Linked DNA regions of Homo sapiens: regions 2 and 3 are each linked to region 1. A link is a loop called in an ENCODE intact Hi-C map of the cell type or tissue named here. Cell type or tissue: heart right ventricle. All regions are shown on one strand.

The links. Hi-C counts contacts between places; a loop is a spot of excess contacts. Peaks named below come from ENCODE experiments on the same cell type or tissue, not always from the same donor. Only the 100,000 strongest peaks of a DNase experiment are listed, where the experiment ranks them.
Region 2: a loop joins it to region 1, with 18 times the contacts of the local background. A loop is called at or near these places in 97 of 110 quality-filtered maps.
Region 3: it touches region 1 in a loop (18-fold over the local background); 74 of 110 quality-filtered maps call a loop at or near these places.

What each region holds. Positions count from the first base shown.
Region 1 is chr16:25,051,532-25,059,531 of GRCh38, reverse strand. No RefSeq gene overlaps it. Among named protein-coding and RNA genes, the nearest start is that of LINC02175, 11 kb to the left of the region's middle. RefSeq lists a silencer at 3,690-3,819. In heart right ventricle, a CTCF peak has its summit at 3,726 (motif pointing left); a DNase peak (open chromatin) is centred at 3,679; H3K4me3 peaks cover 723 bases; H3K27ac peaks cover 2,680 bases.
Region 2 is chr16:25,221,378-25,229,377 of GRCh38, reverse strand. AQP8 (aquaporin 8) reads right to left here. Exons shown (of 6, transcript NM_001169.3): 3 at 7,795-7,921; 4 at 4,802-5,016; 5 at 2,176-2,310; 6 at 446-934. The coding sequence ends at 886. Among named protein-coding and RNA genes, the nearest start is that of AQP8, 8.4 kb to the right of the region's middle. In heart right ventricle, a CTCF peak has its summit at 3,937 (motif pointing right); a DNase peak (open chromatin) is centred at 3,957; H3K27me3 peaks cover 407 bases.
Region 3 is chr16:25,123,443-25,131,442 of GRCh38, reverse strand. It overlaps LCMT1 (leucine carboxyl methyltransferase 1), which reads right to left. Exons shown (of 11, transcript NM_016309.3): 2 at 2,877-2,968. Among named protein-coding and RNA genes, the nearest start is that of LCMT1, 16 kb to the right of the region's middle. RefSeq lists a silencer at 5,052-5,294. In heart right ventricle, a CTCF peak has its summit at 4,480 (motif pointing left); no DNase peak of the experiment used is centred here.

The DNA.
Region 1 (8,000 bases):
GAGAATCGCTTGAACCTGGGAGGTGGAGGTTGCAGTGAGCGGAGATTGCCCTACTGTGAGAGGTGACAGTGTGCTGGCAGTCCTCACAGCCCTCGCTCGCTCTCGGCGCCTCCTCTGCCTGGGCTCCCACTTTAGCGGCACTTGAGGAGCCCTTCAGCCCACCACTGCACTGTGGGAGCCCCTTTCTGGGCTGGCCAAGGCCGGAGCCGGCTCCCTCAGCTTGCAGGGAGGTGTGGAGGGAGAGGCGCGAGCGGGAACCGGGGCTGCGCGCTGTGCTTGCGGGCCAGCTGGAGTTCCGGGTGGGCGTGGGCTTGGCGGGCCCCGCACTCGGAGCAGCCGGCCGGCCCTGCGGGCCCCGGGCAATGAGGGGCTTAGCACCAGGGCCAGCGGCTGCGGAGGGTGTAGTGGGTCCCCCAGCAGTGCCGGCCCACCGGCGCTGCGCTCCATTTCTCGCCGGGCCTTAGCTGCCTTCCCGCGGGGCAGGGCTCGGGACCTGCAGCCCGCCATGCCTGAGCCTCCCACTCCCTCCGTGGGCTCCTGTGCGGCCCGAGCCTCCCTGACGAGCACCACCCCCTGCTCCACGGCGCCCAGTCCCATCGACCACCCAAAGGCTGAGAAGTGCGGGCGCACGGCACGGGACTGGCAGGTGGCTCCACTGGGTGAAGCCAGCTGTGCTCCTGAGTGTGGTGGGGACGTGGGGGAACCTTTATGTCTAGCTCAGGGATTGTAAATACACCAATCCGCACTCTGTATCTAGCTCAAGGTTTGTAAACACACCAATCAGCACCCTGGTCTAGCTCAGGGTTTGTGAATGCACCAATCGACACTCTGTATCTAGCTACTCTGGTGGGGCCTTGGAGAACCTTTATGTCTAGCTCAGGGATTGTAAAGGCACCAATCAGCGCCCTGTCAAAACAGACCCCTAGGCTCTACCAATCAGCAGGATGTGGGTGGGGCCAGATAAGAGAATAAAAGCAGGCTGCCCGAACTAGCAGTAGCAGCTTGCTGGGGTCTCCTTCTACTCTGTGGAAGTTTTGTTCTTTTTGCTCTTTGCAATAAATTCTGCTAGTACTCACTATTTGGGTCCACACTGCCTTTATGAGCTGTAACACTCACCGCGAAGGTCTGCAGCTTCGCTGCTGAGCCAGCAAGACCACGAACCCAACCAGAAGGAAGAAACTCCGAATACATCCAAACATCAGAAGGAACAAACTCCAGACATGCCACCTTTAAGAACTGTAACACTCACTGCGAGGGTCCGCGGCTTCATTCTTGAAGTCGGTGAGACCAAGAACCCACCAATTTCGAACACAACTTCACTCCTGCCTGGGTAACAAAGTGAGGAAAAAAAACATGAATGAACCCCTGAAACTTCAGGTCTCTTGGCTGATAAGGAGCTTTCGGGGAGGGAGATGGTCACTTACCTCTGTTGATTTCAGGGACTTTCCTGTCTTTAGACAGTCTCACAAAGTGGTGGATGTAAGGGTCGTGCCAGCAGCCCAACCTTACTGCAAGCCTGGAAGGGAGAAAAAAAGAGGAAGGTGAGTAGAGATTGAGTAGGTTCGGGCCAGGGTCCGCTGCCAAGTTATCAGGAACCAGGTCAAGGAACTCGACAAAAACCAACCATCCACCTCGAAAGGCCAAGTGCACATTCAGTGCCCCGTTACACATGCGAAGACGCAGCCATCCATTCATCTTTATGTTCACGTACCGCCCATTACATTGCCCACAGTGGGCTTCTGACTCCCTTTCCTCATAGTGCTAGTTCACTTCTCAGGACCCTACATAGCAAATAACCTCACTTCATGCTTCATACAAAAGATGTGCAGCCATTTATTCACTCTGCAAACTCATGGCCAGAGCTAGTCAGTTAATTCCACTAAATGAAAAGACCTGTGCCCAGGGGAAGGGAGACTCAGAAACACTTGACAAACAGCATGAATTAACCCAAGTGTTTCTCCTGACTCTGTATTAGGTGCCGTCCTCTTACTCCCCTTACAGAGGTCAGAGTGGGGAAACCAGGAACGAATGAACAATACGTGTACAACTTGGGAAATGCCATGGGAGCCTTAATTGTCTCTATTCTGGTCTACAGTACAAGGAGTTAAGGCTTTGTGTTTCAAGGCTGGGAGCTGAAACCCTGATTAGCACAGGAAGCCTTGTTGCAATCATGAGTAGAACCAGCTTTAGGACGACTGAGGAGTCATGAAAAGAACCTGGATCCCGAAGGCCATGCTCAGCTGCTCTGGGCCTGTGGACTGCTCTATCTCTGAACGTATATTTTGTGAGATAATAAGTGTTTTTACCCTTTAAGCCAATTTGAGTCAGGCTTCTGTTAACAGCCTAAAGCATCCTAATGATACCCTGAGTAATACCCCCATTTCCTTGTTCCCTGCTAAGGTAAAATGTAGGGAATGTGTGTGTGATGTCTCTGAGCTCCTAGAAGCAGATAATATACCTTTTCTTTATATCTACTGCCAAGGCTTACTTCTGCCTTGACTACAATAGGTGCTGAATTCTGTACAAACACATCTCCCAATCTGTCATCCATAGACACCCAAAACACATGTTCAGGTGTTCCATGCAGCAATTCACAGAAACGTGAAATATTCACTAATGTGCACAATTTGCTATACAAGCCCAGACTGTCCAAGGAAAACATACTCAGTTTTATAACCATACACTTACTCAGTTATCTAAAATAGTGCTTTTCAAACAGTAAGTGGTGACTAATTAATATCATAAGATCAATTAGTTTGCAAACCTGCTTTTTTTTTTTTTTTTTTTAATGTGAGGCTGGGATGGTGGTTCATGCCTGGAATCTCAGCACTTTGGGAGGCCGGGGCAAGCGGATCACTTGAAGCCAGCAGTACAAGACCAGCCTGGCCAATATGGTGAAACTACTAAAAATACAAAAATTAGCTGGGCATGGTGGTCCGCGTCTGTAATCCCAGCTACTCAGGAGGCTGAGGCACAAGAATTGCTTGAACCCGGGAGGCGGAGGTTGCAGTGAGCCAAAATTGCACCACTGCACTCCAGCCTGGGCCACAGAATGAGACTCCAGCTCAAATAAAAAAGAAAGAAAGAAGAAATGGAATAGAATAAAATAAAAAATAAGATGCATTACACATAGTGTTAAGACATTTGTGAACCTTTTGTTTCTAATTCTAATTTTTAATTTTTTTGTAGACATGAAGTTTTGCTATAGCTGGTCTCGAACTGCTGACCTCAAGTGATTTCTCCCATCTTGGCCTCCCAAGATGCTGGGATTACAGGTGTGAGCCATTGCACTTAGACAACTTTTGTTTCAAGTGTGTGTTGAGGGTATAAGTGCAATGATAAAGGTTATTTTTTCACTGTGGGTGGCAGTTTCATAAACAGATTCCTTTTTTTTTTTTTTTTTTTTTTTTGAGGCAGAGTTTCGCTCTTGTTGCCCAGGCTGGAGTGCAATGGCACAATCTCGGCTCACTGCAACCTCCACCTCCCGGTTTCAAGCGATTCTCCTGCCTTAGCCTCCCAAGTAGCCGAGATTACAGGTATGAGCCACCAGGTCCCGCTAATTTTGTATTTTTAGTAGAGACGGGGGTTTCATCAGGTTGGCCAGGCTGGTCTCGAACCCCTGACCTCAGGTGATCCACCCGCCTCGGCCTCCCAAAGTGCTGGGATTACAGGGTTGAGCCACCGGCCTGGCCTTAAACAGATTTCAAATGAATCCTCTAGTGCCATCTAGTGTTAACAGTTTTATCTGCAGTTGAAACCCACAGATGAGAACACACCCCACAGTTCTAAGGGTTGGAAGAAGCCTAATCTTGCCAACCCCAGCATCCAGTGCAAGAACCATTGCAACAATATCACTACGTGACCACTCCCCTGAGGAAGGCACTCACCCCACTGCTAAGCAACTCTGTTGAAAAGCTGATCAAAATGCTTCCCTCTGGAAGCCCTAACTTGGTAGACTTACAAAACTACTCTCTTGCATAATAAAGAGCAGGTTCTTCTATTCTCTCACCTCCGGATTCCTTACACTATTCAATACGACTAGTGTAGTCAAGGAACATGTGGGTGTCTGCCAAGTGCTAGGCACTGGGGGTACAGTGGTAAACAAGGAGAGAAAGGAGAGGCAGATAATTACAAGATGATGAGGAATGAAGGCAGTGACTCGTAGAGAGGATGAAGATGATAGGGGGAGGCCTCTCTCAGAACGGGATGGCCGTGGCGAGCCCTGGAGAATGGGAGAGTCAGGTGTCCAAAAGGCATTCTAGACAGGAGGAAGGGCAGGCAGAAAGACTCAGGGAACACACCTGAGCCTCCAGTACAGAAAGGAGGCAGGGAGGCCGGAGGACAGTAAGAAACTGGAGAGGAGGCCAGAGGGAGAGGCAGGCTCAGGACGCAGCGCCTGGTGGGCATCTGGGACTGACCTCAGGAGCACCCTGTCCATGGTCACAGTGGTGCACAGTGGTAGAGAGTGGTGAGATGCACGGGTCCATAATGCAAACACACCCAGCCAGCAACTCCCACCGTCTCCCACCTCTAGTGCCCCTAACACTTTCCTCCTCCCACTCCGCAAACCCAGGTGACTGCAACAGGTTTCCATGCGCCCTAGGAAGAAGGATCTCACTGTCCAGCCTATCAGAGTGGCCAAGATGAAAAGATTTGCCACCCAGTGTTGGGCAGTGAGGAGGAGAGTGCTGTCGGGCGCTGCTGATGGGAGTTCTGAAGGGAGACAAGCAGCAAGTTTCAGGATTTACAGGACATCAGCTGGAGAGTAACTGGACAAATTACAGTGTATCCATTCACTGAAATACTAACCCATCATTTAAAAAGTAAACTAGAAAATCAGACATGGCAAAACATTCCAGATATAATGTTAAGAGAAAGAGGTAAGGCCAAAAATATATGTACCACATGTGCCCGTAAATACATACATATGTATCTATATTACACAGAGAATTACTAGTGGATTGATACCTAAATACTGAAAATGATTATCTCTCTGATTTCTGGGTTTATCCTTCCTAAATTTTCTACACTAACCATATGACGTATTTCATCAAATAAGAAGGCATCAATCCTAAGATGTACTCCCAAGAAAGAAAAAACACTGCCAAATAATTGTAACTGTGAGTTTATTGGAAAAGTTCTTTTGGACTTATTAAAACAGACTGGTATCACTTCTCTCTCTTGCACACATATGAAAAGGAAAAGATCAATGGGAAAGGCTGGTTGTCTTCAGTTTCAGGATGTCTGAGTTTCCATACAATATGGACTATTGTGCTTTCAAGGGCTTTGGTGATATGGCATTTCTTAAGAGATCTTTAGGCCAGGCACAGTGGCTCATGCCTGTAATCCCAACACTTTGGGAGGCCGAGGTGGGCAGATCACAAGGTCAAGAGATCGAGACCATCCTGGCCAACATGGTGAAACTTTGTCTCTACTAAATATACAAAAATTAGCCGGGCGTGGTGGCGCATGCCTGTAGTCCCAGTTACTCAGGAGGCTGAGGCAGGAGAATCGCTTGAACCCTGGAGGCGGAGGTTGCAGTGAGCCGAGATCGCACCACTACACTCCAGCCTGGGTGACAGAGCAAGACTCCGTCTCAAAAAAATTTTTAAAAAAGAGAGAGAGAGATCTTTACTGTCCTCTCTGAGATTGTCTTCTGAGCCCTGGCCCTCGCTCTGTAAGTTTTAATGCTGGCTCTTTCTTCATCTCATCAGAAGTAATGAATAGACAGTTTTTGAACAACAATCAGGATTTGTGCTCCTTCTTCAAATGGTCCTTAAGTGGTATGAGGACTAAAGCATCCAGGGGCTGCAGTCACAGCTGCCCAGCCATGCCACCAGGAATAACAACCACGTAAGCATGCACAGGTAATGACAACTGACAGTGACTGCAGGACACAGAGAACCAATCACATCTGATTTCAAAGAAGTTAAATGGGCCAGACATGGTGGCACGTGCCTGTAGTCTCAGCTACTCTATAGGCTGAGGCAGGAAGATTGCTTGAGCCCAGGAATGTAGGTCCAGCCTGGGCAACAAAGTGAAACCCCCATTTCAAAAAAATAAAAAATAGAAATAAAGTTTAAGGCTGGGAATGGTGGTCCTTGCTTGTAATCCTAGCACTTTGGGAGGCTGAGACAGGTGGATCACCTGAGATCAGGAGTTCGAGACCAGCCTGGCCAACATGGCAAAAACCCATCTCTACTAAAAATACAAAAATTAGCTGGGCGCACACCTGTAATCCCAGCTACTCGGGAGGCTGAGGAAGGAGAATCGCTTGAACCTGGGAGGTGGAGGTTGCAGAGAGCCGAGATCGTGCCACTGCACTCCAGCCTGCGCAACGGGAGTGAGACTCCATCTAAAAAATAATAAATAAATGAATGAATAAATAAATAAATAAAGTTTATAAGAAGATAAATGGTTCATTAGCCTTAAACAAATTAAATGGAAGAGCAGGTGTGTCACAGAATGAATCAAATATTTACCTTTACAACAAGAAATACAGTAAGTGTGAATATCACAAGCAAACATGAAAAGCAAGTATTAAACTAGGAAACACAGGCTAGGCATGGTGGCTCATGCCTGTAATCCCAGCACTTTGGGAGACTGAGGCAGGAGGACTGCTTGAGCCTAGGAGTTTCAGACCAACTAGGGCAACATAGCAAGACTCTATTGCTACCAAAAAATAATAAATAAATAAATAAATAAATAAATAAATAAATAAATAAATATTAGCCAGGCACGGTAGTGCATGCCTGTAGTCATATCTACTTGGCAGGCTGAGGTGGGAGGATTGTTTGAGCCCAGGAGCTCAAGATTATAATGAGCTAGGATTGCGCCACTGCACCCCAGCCTGGGTGACAGAGCGAGACGGTCTCTAAAATAAACTAGGAGAAATAACTAACATGTCACAAAATACTAACATCTTTACATTATGAAGGACTCTTAAAAACAAATAAATAAAAAACCCTAAAATCCCAGAGGAAAAAATTAAGACAAAAGGCAAACTTGGGGGCAGTTCACAAAAGAAACACAACAGATCAATGAACACACCAAAAGCTCAGCCTTATCAATAATGTAAAAAACCCGAAATGAAAGTAAAAACAGAGAGTTATATTTCTCCTATCAAATTGTCAACAAAAGTATTGTTTAATCTAACTTGGCATTGGCCAAGACGAGGAAGAGGGTGCTTGAGCTGCCCGAAGCTTAAACTGGCACAGTCATACTGCAAGGCACTGCGACGACAGGTACAAAAAGCCTGAAACACACACATATACAATGACCAAATGATCCCATCTAAAACTGAACACAGAGTTACAGTATCAGGTGAACCAACCCGATTATTGTTTGTATGTATAGGATGTTCCCAATTTTGTTAAATGATGTATACACACGCAAGGCTGCCCACAGCAGACACCAAAGTGTTAATACACTGTTATCTCTGCACCTTCCACGAGGCTGCACATCCAGTTCTGCCTGTCAATTTCCATTACACATCTCTGCTCACAAAACCCAGAGAATATCACTTCTATTTTTATATCCTGATTTCATATTTAAAGCCCGGATTCAAAGAACCAAACGTCTCAGATGTGGAAAGACCTCAGAGATTTTCCCACTCTTCTTTCAATCCACAAATGCTTTCAGTTTCCATGACATTCACATGCTGCCTGTTCAAGTTACTGTGTTTTTAAATCACTCACTTTTTAAAAAACACTCAGGTCAAATGTGCTGCCCAATATTTTCTGCTAGCACAATGCTGTAATAAATATCTATTAACATGTAAAACATCTGTGTACCACCCAAAACCATCTCACATTCCTCCCACGGGAAACACTGATCTGGTCCAACCACCTACTCATTCAAGAAGCATTTACTGACTGAGTCCTATCTCCAAGAGCTCAATTGGAACAATGGGTCCTTCTGAAAGGTGTGAAATCCCCTCCAATAGCCATTTCCTCATCTGAGGCTTCAGGGAATGAGACGGGGCCTCCCCATTCACCCAG
Region 2 (8,000 bases), 170 kb before region 1:
GGAAATTCTTGCAGCCCATCCCAATCCCACCCACCCCCCCACCTCCCCACCTAGAGTGAATGAATGGGCTGACCCATGTCCTGGACAGCACCAAGCACTCGAGTAGGGACAGCACTGGGCACTCAGCCAGACCCTGGACTCTGCCTGGGGGTTTTCAGCAGGGTCCTGAGGTCTGTGATCTGGAATTGACTCTGACTAGACTCCAAGTTGGACTCAATATGCACTCTGAGCTCCAGACAGAGCTCCAGGATGGGCCCGTCCAAGTGGAGACAGGCTCTGGTCTGGCCTCAACTTCAAGAGCCTGCCATGGCCCAGGACTCTGAGCTGGGCTGTGGGATCAGCTCAGGCCTAACCCCAGCCAAGGCCTAACCCCAGACTTTTTTTTTTGCTTGCTTTCTCCTCAGCAGTGCCCATTTCTCAAATGAAAGGCAAGCCAGTGAGCACGTGGAAGGAAACACTGGACTATTTATTGCAAAGTGAGAATTGTCAGCTTGAGAAGCAAGGAAGTGGCCAGGCCCCCAACAAAGCAATCAAGCAAGAAATGGGGTGCGGGAAATGAGCTGATGTGCAGAAACAGCCTCCTTGTCCAACTCGGGGACATTCCTCTCAAGAAACACGCTCGTGTTGTGGTGTTTGCACTGCTCTCTGGGCAGTGCGGGCAGCGTGTTCCCCAGGCTGGGGTCTCTGATGAGCACAAAGGAATTCCAAGAACCTAGAGCCTCCTCAGCAGTCAGTCTATCTGAGAAAGCAGGCCCAAGCAGTGGAAGCAGGGGGTCGCTCCTCTGGGCCTCTGCCCTGGCAGGAAATGCAGGAACTCCCCTGTCCTCAGTCTGGGACAGGTGAGCTGAGGACACCTGGAGCAGCAGGAATCCCACGAGCTCTGCTTCACCGAGCCTTCAGGATGAGGCGGGTCTTCCCATCTCCAATGAAGCACCTGCAAGAAAGATGACCCAGTAAGGTCTCTGCCCCGGAGGTGAGACCCAGCCCTTCGTCATGTCTCCAGGCTCAGAAGTCTCCAGAAAGATGACTTCCTGAGCCTCCCCAGCCTTAATAGCCAGATCCCCTTGCAGAGAGAGAGACAGTTTCCTGCTTGGTTTCTTTTTTTTTTTTTAATTGAGACAGAGTCTCACTCACCCAGGCTGGAGTACAGTAGCATGATCTCAGCTCACTGCAGCTTCCACCTCCTGGGTTCAAGCAATTCTCATACTTCAGCCTCCCGAGTAGCTGGGACTACAGACAAGCACCACCACACCTGGCTGATTTTTGTATTTTTAGTAGAGACAGGGTTTTAACCATGTTGGCCAGGCTGGTCTCCAACTCCTGACTTCAAGTGATCCACCCACCTTGGCCTCCCAAACTGCTGGGATTACAGGCGTGAACCACATGCCCGGGTCCTGCTTGGTTTCTAACCCTTTTCCTGAAGATGCTCATTGCTGCCACTCTGAAAGCCCAGAATTAAATGAAGCCGGGTGCAGTGGCTCACGCCTGTAACCCAGCGCTTTGGGAGGCAGATCACTTGAGGTCAGGAGTTGGAGACCAGCCTGGCCAACATGGTGAAGCCCCATCTCTACCAAAAAAATCACAAAAACTGGCTGGGCGCGGTGGCTCATGCCTATAATCCTAGCACTTTGGGAGGCCCAGGCAGGTGGATCACATGAGGTCAGGAGTTCGAGACCAGCCTGGTCAACACGGTGAAAACCCGACTCTACTAAAAATATAAAAATTAGCTGGGCGTGGTGGCGGCGCCTGTAGTCCCAGCTGCTTGGCAGGCTGAGGCAGGAGAATCTCTTGAACCCGGGGGCGGAGGTTGCAATAAGCCAGAATCACACCACTGCACTCCAGCCTGGGCAACAGAGGGAAACTGTCAAAAAAAGAAAAGGAGAAAGACCAAGTCCTAAAGACATTGTTTGAGCGCCACCTGAAACCACTGCTACCTGTGAAGTTTTTGATGATGTGAGCCAATGAATTCCTCTTTATGACATAAGCTATTTTGAAATAGATCTCTGTCACTTGCAACCAAAGCTCCTAGATGGAGCCATTTTCTTTGCCTCTAAAGAGGCTCCCTCTTTTCTCTTCCAAACCCAAGTGAGAGCCTAGCCCTCTAGTCCCGGACTCTCTGGGAGATGTTGCCAAGTGCCCATCCAATGGGCCGGTGACCCTGTGTCACACTCCTACCTAATGAGCAGTCCAACAAGCAGGCCAGCCAGGAGTGGGCCCAGCCAGTAGATCCAGTGGAAGTTCCAGTGGTTGGCCACCACCGCAGGTCCAAAAGCACGGGCGGGATTCATGCAGCCTCCAGACACAGGGCCCCTGCAAACACCCAGGCACCAAGGTCACCAGGATCCCAGCCAAACCCCACCTCACCTCACACTCATGTCCCCAACTAGGCCTAGTCACACACCACCCAGAAACCCTCTCTAAACTCCTACATCATGAGCTCCTGGGTAGATCCTAAAGAAGGCAGAGGGGCTATTAGCACCAGGAAGCAGAAGGCATGGCTCCCCGCTGGGCGTGCAGTCCAGCACTCCCCACACACTCCTCTAGAATGCCCAGCAAAAATGCCTACTGGGTGATGGCAGGAAGAGAAGCTGGAGCTACATTTGCTCCAAAGTCTACAAAGGAAAGTCAATCAGTTTCAATCCTTTTGGAGTCAAGCTGACCTAGATTCAAAACCCAGCCCACACATTATAAAATAACAAAAAGTGTATCATAGGATTGTTCGTGACCCAAAGAATAAATGCTTGAGGGGATGAATACCCCGTTTACTTTGACGTGATTATTACACATTGCATACCTGTATCAAAACATCTCATGTAACCTCAGCCAGACACAGAGGCTCATGCCTGAAATCCCAGCAGTTTAGGAGGCCAAGGCAGGCAGATCACTTGAGGTCAGGAGTTAGAGACCAGCCTGGCCAACATGGTGAAACCCTGTCTGTATTAAAAATACAAAGTTAGCTGGGAATAGTGGCACACGCCTGTAGTCCCAGCTACTGGGGAGGCTAAGCCAGGAGAATTGCTTGAACCTGGGGGTTGGAAGTTGCAGTGAGCCATGATCATGCCACTGCACTCCAGCCTGGGTGACAGAGCAAGACTCTGTCTCAAAAACTAAAACTAAAAATAAAATAAAATAACGAAGAGTATAAGTGGATTGTTTGTGACACAAAAAATAAATGCTTGAGGGGATGAATACCCCATTCACCTTGATGTGATAATTATGCATTGCATGCCTGTACCAAAACATCTCATGTAACCCAGAAATATATACACCTACTAGGTTCACCCACAAAGCTTTAAAAATATACATATAAAGAAAGAAAAACCCCAGCCCAGATAGTTCTAGGTGTGGGAACCTCCATGAACCTCTCTGTGTTCAGGTGAGGTGAAAGTGACTATCCCATAGGTTGTCATCAGGAGTGAATGAGAAAATGCAAATGGAGCCCACACCTCGAATATAATTAATGTACAAAAAGCATTAACTAATCTAGCTGGTCCAGATGAGGCCCTTGTTGCACCACAAGCTTAAGACCCAGAATCCTACAGGGAGACTCTTCCCCAGGTGCACTCCTCTCGTTCTGGGGCTCTGTCTTTACCCCATTCTCTCCAGCTGGGGGCCTGTAGACCTCATCCCCACCCTGTGTCCAGCTTCGAAGTCAAAAAGCTTGTAAGTAGGCGGGGCGCGGTGGCTCAGCCTGTAATCCCAGCACTTTGGGAGGCCAAGGCGGGCGGATCATGAGATCAGGAAATCGAGACCATCCTGCCTAATACGGTGAAACCCCGTCTCTACCAAAAATACAAAAAAAAATTAGCCGGGCGTGGTGGCGGACGCCTGTAGTCCCAGATACTCGTGAGGCTGAGGCAGGACAATGGCGTGAACCCGGGAAGCGGAGCTAAAAAAAAAAAAAAGGGCTTGTAAGTGAATCAAAGACCACTAGGGGGCAGCAAAGCATGGCCACAGCTTTACACACACATTCCCCAGCCTGCCCCAGGCTCCACCTCCCAAAGTTGAGGGAGAGCTGACCCAGGAGAAAGGTTAGACTTGGTTCTGTGTCCAAAAGAAAGGAAAGAGTCAGACATTAGGGAGGGGCTCCCTGGGCTGGGCACTGTGGCTCATGCCTGTAATTCCAGTACTTTTGAGAGGCCAACGCAGGAGGATGGCTTGAAGCCAGGAGTTCAAGACCAGCCTGGGCAACAGAGCGTGACCCCTATCTCTACAACAAAAATTAAAAGGGTTCACTCAGCCTCTTGTCCCAAATCTATCACTTAATTTGCCACTGCCCACTGACCTTAAATAAGTCACTTCTGTCCTCTCTAAGCCTCAGTTTCCTTATCTATAAAACGGGAGACATCATCCCCAATCTTGTCTACTTAATCCCTTCCAAAGCCTGCTGGGAGTCTAAAAATAAATGAGACAACAGCTACACATGCTCTTTGTAAGCCTGAGGCTAAAACCCGGCTGCCCGCTGACCGAATGAACACAGTTCACAGAAATGTTGTATTTACGCTACCAACATTGGAAAACATCACATACAGATTTAAATTTCTGACTTCCTTTGAATGAAAGCATCAGCCCAGACCCATGTACCCAGCAATAATTGACAAGAGCTGAACTGACTGCAGCACCTCTGACACTGCAGTCCCCACCACTCCCTGTTGTCTGCCTGATGCCAGCCCCCCTCCCCATTTGCAGCACCTTCCTGGCCCCTAATAGCAACTGAATCTGTGACCCTCAGGCCTGAAATCCCCCAGAGCTGAACAGCACAGATCTGGGCATGGTCACCCCACTGCCAAGGGACACTCACCCAGCCAGGATATCCACGGTGACGGCAAAGCCGATGGAGAACGGGGCCAGAGGGCCCTTTGTCTTCTCATTGATGGCACCCATGCATACAGCCAGGGCCAGCAGCGTCGTCAGGATGATCTCTGCCACCAACGCCCCTGCCACCTGCCCCTGCTCCTGGACTGTCACAAAGGCCGCCCCAGATGCATTCCAGAACCTCTCCTCAGGACTCACCGCCTGCACAGAGAAGCTGCTGAGCCTCACAGTGGGGCAGAGAGACAGCTGGAAACTGAGGGGAGAGGGCCTAAAAAACGCATGCTACCCACCTTAAGAGCCAGTGAAGGGTTATGTCCAATTTCAGTTAGATATACCTGCATCCACATCCCAGCTCTGCCAGATTTTACTGTGCGACCCTGCGTGAACTACTGAACCTTTCTGAGCCTCACTTTGTTCAGCTGAAAAATAGTAATGGGGCTAGGCGTGGTGGCTCACGCCAGCAACCCCAGCACTTTGGGAGGCTGAGATGGGTGGGTCACTAGAGCCCAGGAGTTTGAGACCAGCCTTGCCAACATGGTGAAACCCCATCTCCACTACAAATACAAAAATTAGCGGGGTGAAGTGGCAGGCACCTGTAATCCCAGCTGCTCAGGAGGCTGAGGCACCAGAATCACTTGAACTCTGGAAGCAGAGGTTGCAGTGAGCTGAGATCACACCACTGCACTCCAGCTTGAACAACAGAGCAAGACTCCGTCTCAAAAAAAAAAAAAAGAAAAAGAAAAAGAAAAATGGGGATAACCCAGTCATGGCTCCAGGTTACAGACCTAAAACTTATGTAACTTAGATGATCCTCTTTGAGAAAAAGAACATAAACTATCTTTTTATTTTTCTTTGACACAGAGTCTAGCTCTGTCACCCAGGCTGGAGTGCAGTGACACGATCATAGCTCACTGCAGCCTGGACCTCCTGGGCTCCAGTGTTCCTCCTACCTCAGCCTCTCATGTAGCTGGGACCACAGGTACATACCAACCATGCCCACCTAATGTTTTTTTTAAAATTTTTTGTAGAGATGGAAGGTCTTACTATGTTGCCCAGGCTGGTCTGGAACTCCTAGGCTCCAGTGATCCTCCCGCCTCTGCCTCCCAAAATGCTGGGATTACAGGCACCAGCCGCCATGCGTGGCTAAAAATACCTTACTCTTAGAAACTTTACAAACACATATGATCAGGTGAACTCATTGCTAAGCCCCCACAGGACCGTGGAAGGGGCATGTGCAGGAGAGCCCTGAAGCCTGAGCTCAATTATTTCTATGGGCGATCGGCCTCAGGGCTATCACAGCCCCGAAGGGGAAAGACAGTGCAGTGCACAAGCTTCTGGACTCTGGATCCAGTCGGGGCTGTGCTGCTTACAGGCACGTCTGAACTTGAGCAAGTTACCTGCTTCTCTGCACCTCTGTTTTCTCATCTATAAAATAGGGATGATACTGACAGCTCCCAGCTCACAGACAAGGCCGTTGGTGTGCCTGGCACAAGGTAAGCGCTCTCTATGAACTGACTATGGTTTTTCATAAAGTTGCTGGGAGATGAAATAAGAGAATATGTGTAAAACATTTAGCAGGAAGAATGTGCTTAGGGAACCCTGCTGCCCCGCAGCTGTCAGAACCATGTTTGACAGGTTTTAAGTGGCAGGGCTTGAGCTCGAGTCTGGCCACTGCTTTTCAGAGCAGAAGCCGAGAAGGAAGGTCCCGGGCGTGTTCCATAGACAGGGGAACAGGCTGTGGCTCTCAAATTGGGACATGGAGAGACCACAGCAGGGGATGACAGTAAAGTGAGGCTTGAGAACAAAGTCTGCGGTGGGTCAGCACTTACAGCTTCAGACCCTATCACAGCCAAGCTGACAGAGCTCCCCCATCCACCACCCCCCACACACACACCAAGCAAGGCCCACATCTTGAAGGGCTTGAAGTATCCCTGGCTGAACCAAGACTTAAGGGCAAAAGAAAAGAAAGAAAGAGAGGGAAAAAAAAGAAAAAGAGGGATGAAGGGAGAAAGTCTATCCATGGATTTATGCATAAAGCTATGAAAACTCTGTGGCTGGCCAGGCTCGGTGGCTCATGTCTGTAATCCCAGCACTTTGGGAGGCCAAGGCAGGAAGATCACTTGAGGCCAGGAGTTGGAGGCCAATGTGGTCAACACAGCGAGAGCCCACCTCTACAGAAAAAAATTTTTTTTAATTTATTTATTTTTTATTGATAATTCTTGGGTGTTTCTCACAGAGGGGGATTTGGCAGGGTCATAGGACAATAGTGGAGGGAAGGTCAGCAGATAAACAAGTGAACAAAGGTCTCTGGTTTTCCTAGGCAGAGGAAATTAGTTGGGTGTGGTGACACACACCTGTAGTCCCAGCTACTCAAGAGGCTGAGGCAGGAGGATCACTTGAGCCCAGGAGGTCGAGCCTGCAGTGAGCTATGATTGCACCACCACACTCCAGCCTGGACAACAGAGTGAGACCCTATCTCTAAAATAAAAAAGAGAGGCCGGGCACAGTGGCTCATGCCTGTAACCCCAGCACTTTGGGAGACCAAGGCAGGTAGATCACTTGAGCTCAGTAGTTCAAGACCAGCCTGGCCAACATGATGAAACCCCGTCTCTACTAAAAATACAAAAATTAGCTGGGCATGGTGGCATGCGCCTGTAATCCCAGTTACTCAGGAGGCTGAGGTGGGAGAATTGCTTGAGCCCAGGAGGCAGAGGTTGCAGTGAGCCAAGATCAGGCCACTGCACTCCAGCCTGGGTGACAGAGCAAGACTCCATCTCAAAAAAACAAACAAATAAAAAATACAATAAAATGCAATAAGAAAGAAAGAGAGAAGAAAAACGTCCACCAATTCCACTGGCAGAAACAAGCAAAAGATTGGACATTTCCCCACTCCCCACTGTCCCACACACACACCCACATATGCACCTCCAGCAGCCCCATCAGAGAGGAAGACTAGCCCAGCCCCTGGGGTTTACCCACCTTGGCCAAGGCAGCCCCGAGCATCCCCCCGAGCAGCTGTGAGACCCAGTACGGGAGGAGCATCACCAGGTTGAGGCCTCCGATCAGCATGGCTGCCAGGGACACCGCAGGGTTGAAGTGTCCACCACTGTAACCCACAAGAGCAGAGGAAGTCATGAGCCCAGGGCTGACCACATGGCTGGCACTTGAGACAGTGTGTCCCAGCC
Region 3 (8,000 bases), 72 kb before region 1:
TCATCCGCGATGGATTGGACACTGGGGGAAAAATGTCCTCACCATACACCATTTGGGAGGCACTCTCCAATCTGGCTGCATTCTAAAGGTTCAAATACAGGGTAGAAGAGAGGGGTGCCGCCAGGGCGTGGGGTGGGGGTCTTTGCCTGTGCAGCATTTGTTAGGAAATCTGCCTCAAAAGCAGGGGAGGGAATGCAAAATAAAATTGCATGTCCTTGTTTTCAGAAACCACCACTTTAAAATTTCTTGGCATTTCTTATAGAACCCACCTACAGGATCCAACTTGAGAGCCAAGATTCCCTGCACACACAAGAATTATAGTCATTTGGTCAATTTCTCAATCTGGCTGAGAATAAGGCAGGCTCCTGTCTCAAAGCCTTTGACTTCCTTGATGGAAATTATCTGCAGAGCCTAATAGTGTCATTAACACTAAAATAAGGCATCAAAAAGTAATTCTCCATCTCTTCCCTCTCAGGCTTTACACTGCTAAGCCAGAATGGAGCTGAATGACTACCTTTCCTGCATACTCTGCTGTCTGGGAAAGAGAAACTGGGGACTTAACACATTCAGGCTGCTGCCAATCAAATGTTGCACATGGCACATGCACATCCAGATACAGACTTCTCTTTACGCTCTGGAGTTTCTAAGGGGCAGGCATCTGAAACCATATTCTAGCTATGTTCTGGAACAAGTTACCTGTTGGTGCGAGCTTCAAAATAAATAAATACTTAAATGGCCAACACTACTCATACTGTGAGCCGGGGAGGAAAATAAATCTACTGAAGATTCTTTTTTTTGAGACAGGGTCTCGCTCTGTCACCCAGGATAGAATGCAGTGGTACAATCCTGGCTCACTGCAGCTTTGATTGCCTGAGCCGATCTTCCCACCTCTGCCTCCCAAGTAGCTGGGACTACAGGCACATGCCACCACACCTGGCTAATTTTTTATTTTTTGTAGAGACAGGGTTTCACCATGTTGCCCAGGCTGGTCTTGAACTCCTGAGCTCAAGTGATCAACCTGCCTCGGCCTCCCAAAGTGTTAGGATTACAGACGTGAGCCACCGCACCCAACCCTGTTGAAGAATTTTTTTTTTTTTTTTTTTGAGATGGAGTATTGCTCTGTCGCCCAGACTGGAGTGCAGTGGCGTGATCTCGGCTCACTGCAAGCTCTGCCTCCCGGGTTCACGCCATTCTCCTGCCTCAGCCTCCGAAGTAGGTGGGACTACAGGCACCCGCCACCACACCCGGCTAATTTTCTGTATTTTTAGTAGAGACGGGGTTTCACCGTGTTAGCCAGGATGGTCTCGATCTCCTGACCTCGTGGTCCGCCCGCCTCGGCCTCCCAAAGTGCTGGAATTACAGGTGTGAGCCATCACGTCCAGCCCTGTTGAAGAATCTTAAGGGCCAAATCTCCTAAGCCTAGGCCTACTGCTGTCAGCACCTCTGAGCCCTCCCTCATCTGAGAATTACCAGGTCTCACAACACTTTCCCTCCCACCCACAGTGAGGAACATCAACAAAGCTGTAAAAGACCCACGTCCTCTAGACTTAAAACCCTCAAGCTGCGCAACTGGGCAGAAATCCTCAATTTCCATCCTTAGGGAAGATTCACATACACAGACAAGAGGCGTGAAAACTAAGATATGCTCAGCCTGAAATATACAAAAGCCTTTGGAATGTCTCCTTATAGAAAAACCCAATTAAATCCACATAATTAGTCCAGACACCTAGATGAGCCATAGGCAACCAACCAACCAGAGGAAAAGTCTGATGTAAATTCTAAGAGACTCTCCTCCTCATACCTGTACTATAAAGCAGTTTCTCCATATTTATCCAATTAGTGTAGGAATACACATGTGAAAAATAAAGCTTTATGTATTTTTCTCATTGGGGAAAAAAAAGTGATTCCTGATAGGGACAGTTTACAGTGAAAGATATTTAAATGGGCTTCAAACACATGAAAATGATCCTCAACGTCACTTATAAATAGGAGAAACATTTTTAAAATTGCAGTAAGATACCATTTTTCACATGACAGATTAAAGAAGATTAATACTTTTTTTTGAATTCATTAAATTTAATAAAATTTCAAAAACTATTGTGATTTTAATGTGGAAGTAGATATTGTGTTCTTTTTTTTTTCTTTTTTACTCTAAGTTCCAGGATACATGTGCAGAATGTGCAGGTTTGTTACATAGGTATATATATGCCATATATATATGCTTATTTCCCCAGATCTTCACCAACACAGTGTGTTATAAAACTTGTTTGCAGCCATAAAAAGGAATGAGATCATGTCCTTTGCAGGGACATGGATGAAGCTGGAAGCCATTCTTAGCAAACTAACAGAGGAACAGAAAACCAAACACCGCATGTTCTCACTCATAAATGGGAGTTGAACAGTGAGAACACATGACACAGAGAGGGGAACATCACACACTGGGGCCTGTCACTCATCAACCTGTCATTTAGATTTTTAAGCCCTGCATGCACTAGGTATTTATCCTAATGCTCTCCCTCCCCTTGCCCCCCACCCCTGACAGGCCCCAGTGTGTGATGTTCCCCTCTCTGTGTCATGTGTTCTCACTGTTCAACTCCCATTTATGAGTGAGAACATGCGGTGTTTGGTTTTCTGTTCCTCTGTTAGTTTGCTAAGAATGGCTTCCAGCTTCATCCATGTCCCTGCAAAGGACATGATCTCATTCCTTTTTATGGCTGCAAACAAGTTTATAACACACCGTGTTGGTGAAGATCTGGGGAAATAAGCACTTTTGCGCACAGCTGGAAAGGGAGCACACCACGACTTCCTTCAAGAATGAACCCCTAAAACCTCAGGTAGCTGATGAGGTGCTGTTGGGGAGGGAGATGGTCACTTGCCTCTGTTGATTTCAGGGGCTTTCCTCTCTTTAGACAGTCTCACAAAGTGCTGTATGTAAGGGTCATGCCAGTAGCCAATGCTTACTGCAAACCTGGAAGGGAGAAAAAAGGAGGAAGGTGAGTAGAGATTGAGTAGGTTCAGACCAAGGTCCACTGCCAAGTTCCCAGGAACCAGATCAAGGAACTCGACGAAAACCAACCATCCACCTCAAAAGGCCAAGTGCACATTTAGTGCCCTGTTACACAAGCGAAGACGCAGCCATCCATTCATCTTTATGTTCACGTTACACCACCCATCACATTTTCCACAGTGGGCCTTCTCACTCCCTTCCCTCATATTGCTAATTCACTTCCCAGGACCCTACATAGCAAATAGCCTCACTTCATGCTTCATACAGAAGATGTGCAGCCATTTATTCACTCTGCAAACTCATGGCCAGAGCTAGTCAGTTAATTCCACTAAATGAAAAAGCCTGTGCCCAGAGGAAGGGAGACTTAGAAACACTTGACAAACAGCATGAATTAACCAAGTGTTTCTCCTGACTCTGTATTAGGTGCCAATCATTTCACTCTTCTTAGGGAGGTCATAGTGGGGAAACTAGGAAGAAATGAACAAAGCAAGCACGAACAAAACAATGTGGAAAATGCCACAGTAGCCTTAATTCTCTCTAGCCAGTCTATACTACAAGGAATTAAGGCTTCATCTAGCACAGGAAGCCTTCTTGCAACCATGAGTAGAACCAGCTTTAGGATGACTGAGGACTCATGAAAAGAAGCGGGATCCCGAAGGCCATGCTCAGCTGCTGTGGGCCTGCAGACTGCTCTACCTCTGAACATCGATTTTGTGAGATAAGTGCCTTCACCCTTTTAGCCAATTTGAGTCAGGCTTCTGTTACTTGCAGCCCAAAGCATCCTAATGATACCCTGAGTAATGCCCCCATTTCTTGTTGCCTGCTAAGTAAGGTGAAATTAAGGGTATGGGTGTGTCATGTCTCTCAGCTTCTAGAAGTAAATAATACAGCTTTAAATCTGCTACTAAGGCTTACCTCTGGCCTGACTACAATAAGTGTTGAATTCTGCACAATCTCCCAACCTCTTCCATCCATAGACACCCAAAAGGAAGCACATGTTCAGCTGCTCCATGCAGCAACTCACCACAGAAACATGGAAAATACTCACTAATGGACACGATCTGTTATACAAGCCCAGACTGTCCAAGGAAAACAGCATACCCACACAGTTTTATAACAATATACTTAAAAAAATGGTTTTCAGTTAGTCATGACCCATTAATACAATAAAATCAATTCATTTGCAAACCTGCATTACTTTTTTAAATGTTGAACCAAGTAAAATAAAAAATAGGATGCATTACATATAGTAAGGATTAAGACATTTATGATGCTTACTCTTGGCTTCAAGTGATTCTCCAACCTCCGCTTCCCAAGGTGCTGAGATTACAGGCGTGAGTCACCGTGCCCAGCCTACTTTTGTTTCAAGTGTGTGTTGAGGGTGTAAGTGCAATGAAAAATGTATTTCCTCTGTGTGGTTGGCAGTTTGGGAAACACTGATTTCAAAGAAATCATATAGTGTCATCTAGTGGTAAAAGCTACATCTGCAGTTGAAACAAGAATGGTAGCCCAGCAACCCACAGATGAGAATACTCATCCCACAGTTTTAAGGATCAGAAGGGACCTTAGAAATGATCTCATCAACCCTAACATCCCGTGCAAGAACCAAGGCAGCAACATCAAGTCACTGCTTGACTACTAGTTCCCCAAGGAAGGCACTCGCCCCGCTGCTAAGCAGCTCTGTTGAAAACCTGATCAATTTGCCTCCCTCTGGAAGCCATAACTTGCTGGACTCTTGGATAATAAAGAGCAGGTTCTATCCTCTCACCTCCAGATTCTTTACACTGTTCAATACGACTAGTGTAGCCAAGGAACATGTGGGTGTCTGCCAAGTGCTAGGCACTGGGGGTACAGTGGTAAACAAGGAGAGAAAGGAGAGGCAGATAATTACAAGATGATGAGGAATGAAGGCAGTGACTCGTAGAGAGGAAGACGGTCACGGGGGAGGCCTCTCTCAGAAGGGGATGGCCGTGGCGAGCCCTGGAGAATGGGAGAGTCAGGTGTCCAAAAGGCATTCCAGACAGAAGGAAGGGCAGGCAGAAAGACTCGGGGAACACACCTGAGCCTCCAGTACAGAGAGGAGGCAGGGAGGCCGGAGGACAGTAAGAAACTGGGGAGGAGGCCAGAGGGAGAAGCAGGCTCAGGACGCAGGGTCTGGAGGGCATCTGGGACTGACCTCAGGAGCACCCTGTCCGTGGTCACAGTGGTGCACAGTGGTAGAGAGTGGTGAGATGCACGGGTCCATAATGCAAACACACCCAGCCAGCAACTCCCACCGGCTCCCACCTCCTAGTGCCCCTAACACTTTCCTCCTCCCACTCCGCAAACCCAGGTGACTGCAACAGGTTTCCATGCGCCCTAGGAAGAAGGACCTCACTGTCCAGCCTATCAGAGTGGCCAAGATGAAAAGATTTGCCACCCAGTGTTGGGCAGTGAGGAGGAGAGTGCTGTCGGGCGCTGCTGATGGCAGTTCTGAAGGGAGACAAGCAGCAAGTTTTAGGATTTATAGGACATCAGTTGGAAAGTAAGTGAACCAACTGCTGAACAAATTGGCAACAAAACTATTATTATTATTATTATTATTATTATTATTATTACTATTAGAGATGGAGTTTTGCTCTTGTTGTCCAGGCTGGAGTGCAATGGCGTGATCTCGGCTCACTGCAACCCCCGCCTTCCAGTTTCAAGCAATTCTCCTGCCTCAGCCTCCCGAGTAGCTGGGATTACAGGCACCCGCCACCACGCCTGGCTAATTTTTGTATTTTTAGTAGAGACGGGGTTTCACCACCTTGGGCAGCTGGTCTCAAACTCCTGATGTCGTGATCCGCCCGCCTCAGCCTCCCAAAGTGCTGGGATTACAGGTGTGAGCCACCGCGCCCGACCCAACAAAACTATTATTTAATCTAGCTTGGCTTTGGAGAGGGATAGGGAAGAGGGCACTCAAGCTGCCGGAACCTTAAACTGGCACAATCACACTGCAAGGCACTGCGATGACAAGTATAAAAGGCCTGAAACACATGCGTACACAATGACCACACAATCCCATTTCTAGGATTTAATCCTAAGAAAATCAAGTATGGGCACAAAGATTTCTCTGCAGGAACACTGAACACAGAGTTATAGTATCAGGTGAACAAACCTAATCACAAAATTGTATGTGTAGGATGTTCCCAATTTTGTTAGAGAATACATACACATGCAAGGCTGCCCACAGCAGACACCAAAGTGTTAATACACTGTTATCTCTGCACCCTGCATGACACTGTGCATCTAGTTCTGCCTGTCAATTTCCATTACACATCTCTGCTCCCAAAACCCAGAGAACATCACTTCTATTTGTATATCCTGATTTCATATTCAAAGCCTAGATTCAAAAAATCAAACATCTCAGATTTGGAAAGACCTCAAAGATTTTCCCAGTCTTCTTTCAATCCATAAATGCTTTCAGTTTCCATGACATTCACATGCCACCTGTTCAATTTAGTGTGTCTTTAAATCACTCACTTTTTAAAAATACTTAGGTTTGAGGTGCTGCCTAACATTTTCTAACACAACACTGTAATAAATAGCTAACTACAAAAATGATAAGCATCTGTGTAACACCTAAAATCATCTCACTTTCCTCCCACGGGAAAGACAGATCTGGTCCAACCACCTAATGCTTCATTCAAGAAGCATTTACTGACTGAGACCTGTCTCCACGAGCGTCAACTGGAACAATGGGGCCTTCTTCTGAAAGGTGTGAAATCCCCTCCAACAGGCATTTCCTCATCTGAGGCATCAAAGAATGAAAAGGGGCCTCCCTGCTCACCTGGCCTATAAGGATCAAGCCTGGTGCCTCATTGACTTCTTTAATCAAGTCACCAAGTGCTTACTATGTGCCAGGCATTATTCCAAATGCTTGACCAAATATGAATACATACAAATAGGAACCCCCATAAGATCCTACAAGGCAGGCTTGACTTTACAGACTGAAGTCAGTTACATCAGCTGTGGAACTTAATTCTATAAACATAGAGAACTGAAGGTTTAATGTAGGTGTTCAAATTTACTCACCTGGATTTAAATCTGCCCCCCATACACACTTGTTTTTTCCCTCATAACACCTGAGTTGCTTAAATGATGTGTGTGTGTTTGTCTGTATACATGTACACGTAAGTCATGTGTTGCTTAAAGATGAGGATACATTCTGAAAAACATGTTGTTTAAAAATTTAAACTTTTTCAGTGTTTTACTGTTTTATAATAACAGGTCTACTGTGTAGAGTTTCCTGAAAAGATACTGCTTTCCTGATGAAAGGAAATGGACTCTTGAGAGACAGATGTCCTTTCCTAGGATTCTTTCTTTTTCTTCTTCCCTCCTGGAGCAAAGCTACTCAAATGGACTAAGAATACTCAGTAATTCCCTGGTAAAAACCTATCCTTACCCCTGCGAAACAAGTTGTGGGAACTCTGACTCAATTTACAACTAAAAACCTTTGGAAGTCAACATTTTGAGCTATCAACTTGAAAGAAAGGAAGCAAATTAGGCCGGGTGTAGTGGCTCACGCTTGTGATCCCAGCATTTTGGGAGGCCGAGGCGGGCGGATCACCTGAGGTCAGGAGTTCGAGACCAGCCTGGCCAACATGGTGAAACTCCGTCTCTACTAAAAATACAAAAAATTAGCCGCATATGGTGGCTCATGCCTGTAATCCCAGCTACAAGAAAGGCTGAGGCAGGAGAATCGCTTGAACCCAGGAGGCAGAGGTTGTGGTGAGCCAAGATTGCGCCACTGCACTCCAGCCTGGGTGACAGAGCAAGACTCCGTCTCAAAAAAAAAAAAAAAAAAAAAAAAAGAAAGCAATTTAACGGGAAGTCAAGCATGAAACACACATTGCAATGTTAAAGTGTAAATAAGAATTTGGCATATAAGGCTGAGTGCGGTGGCTCACGCCTGTAATCCCAACGCTTTGGGAGGCTGAGGCAGGTGAATCACCCGAGGTCAGGATTTTGA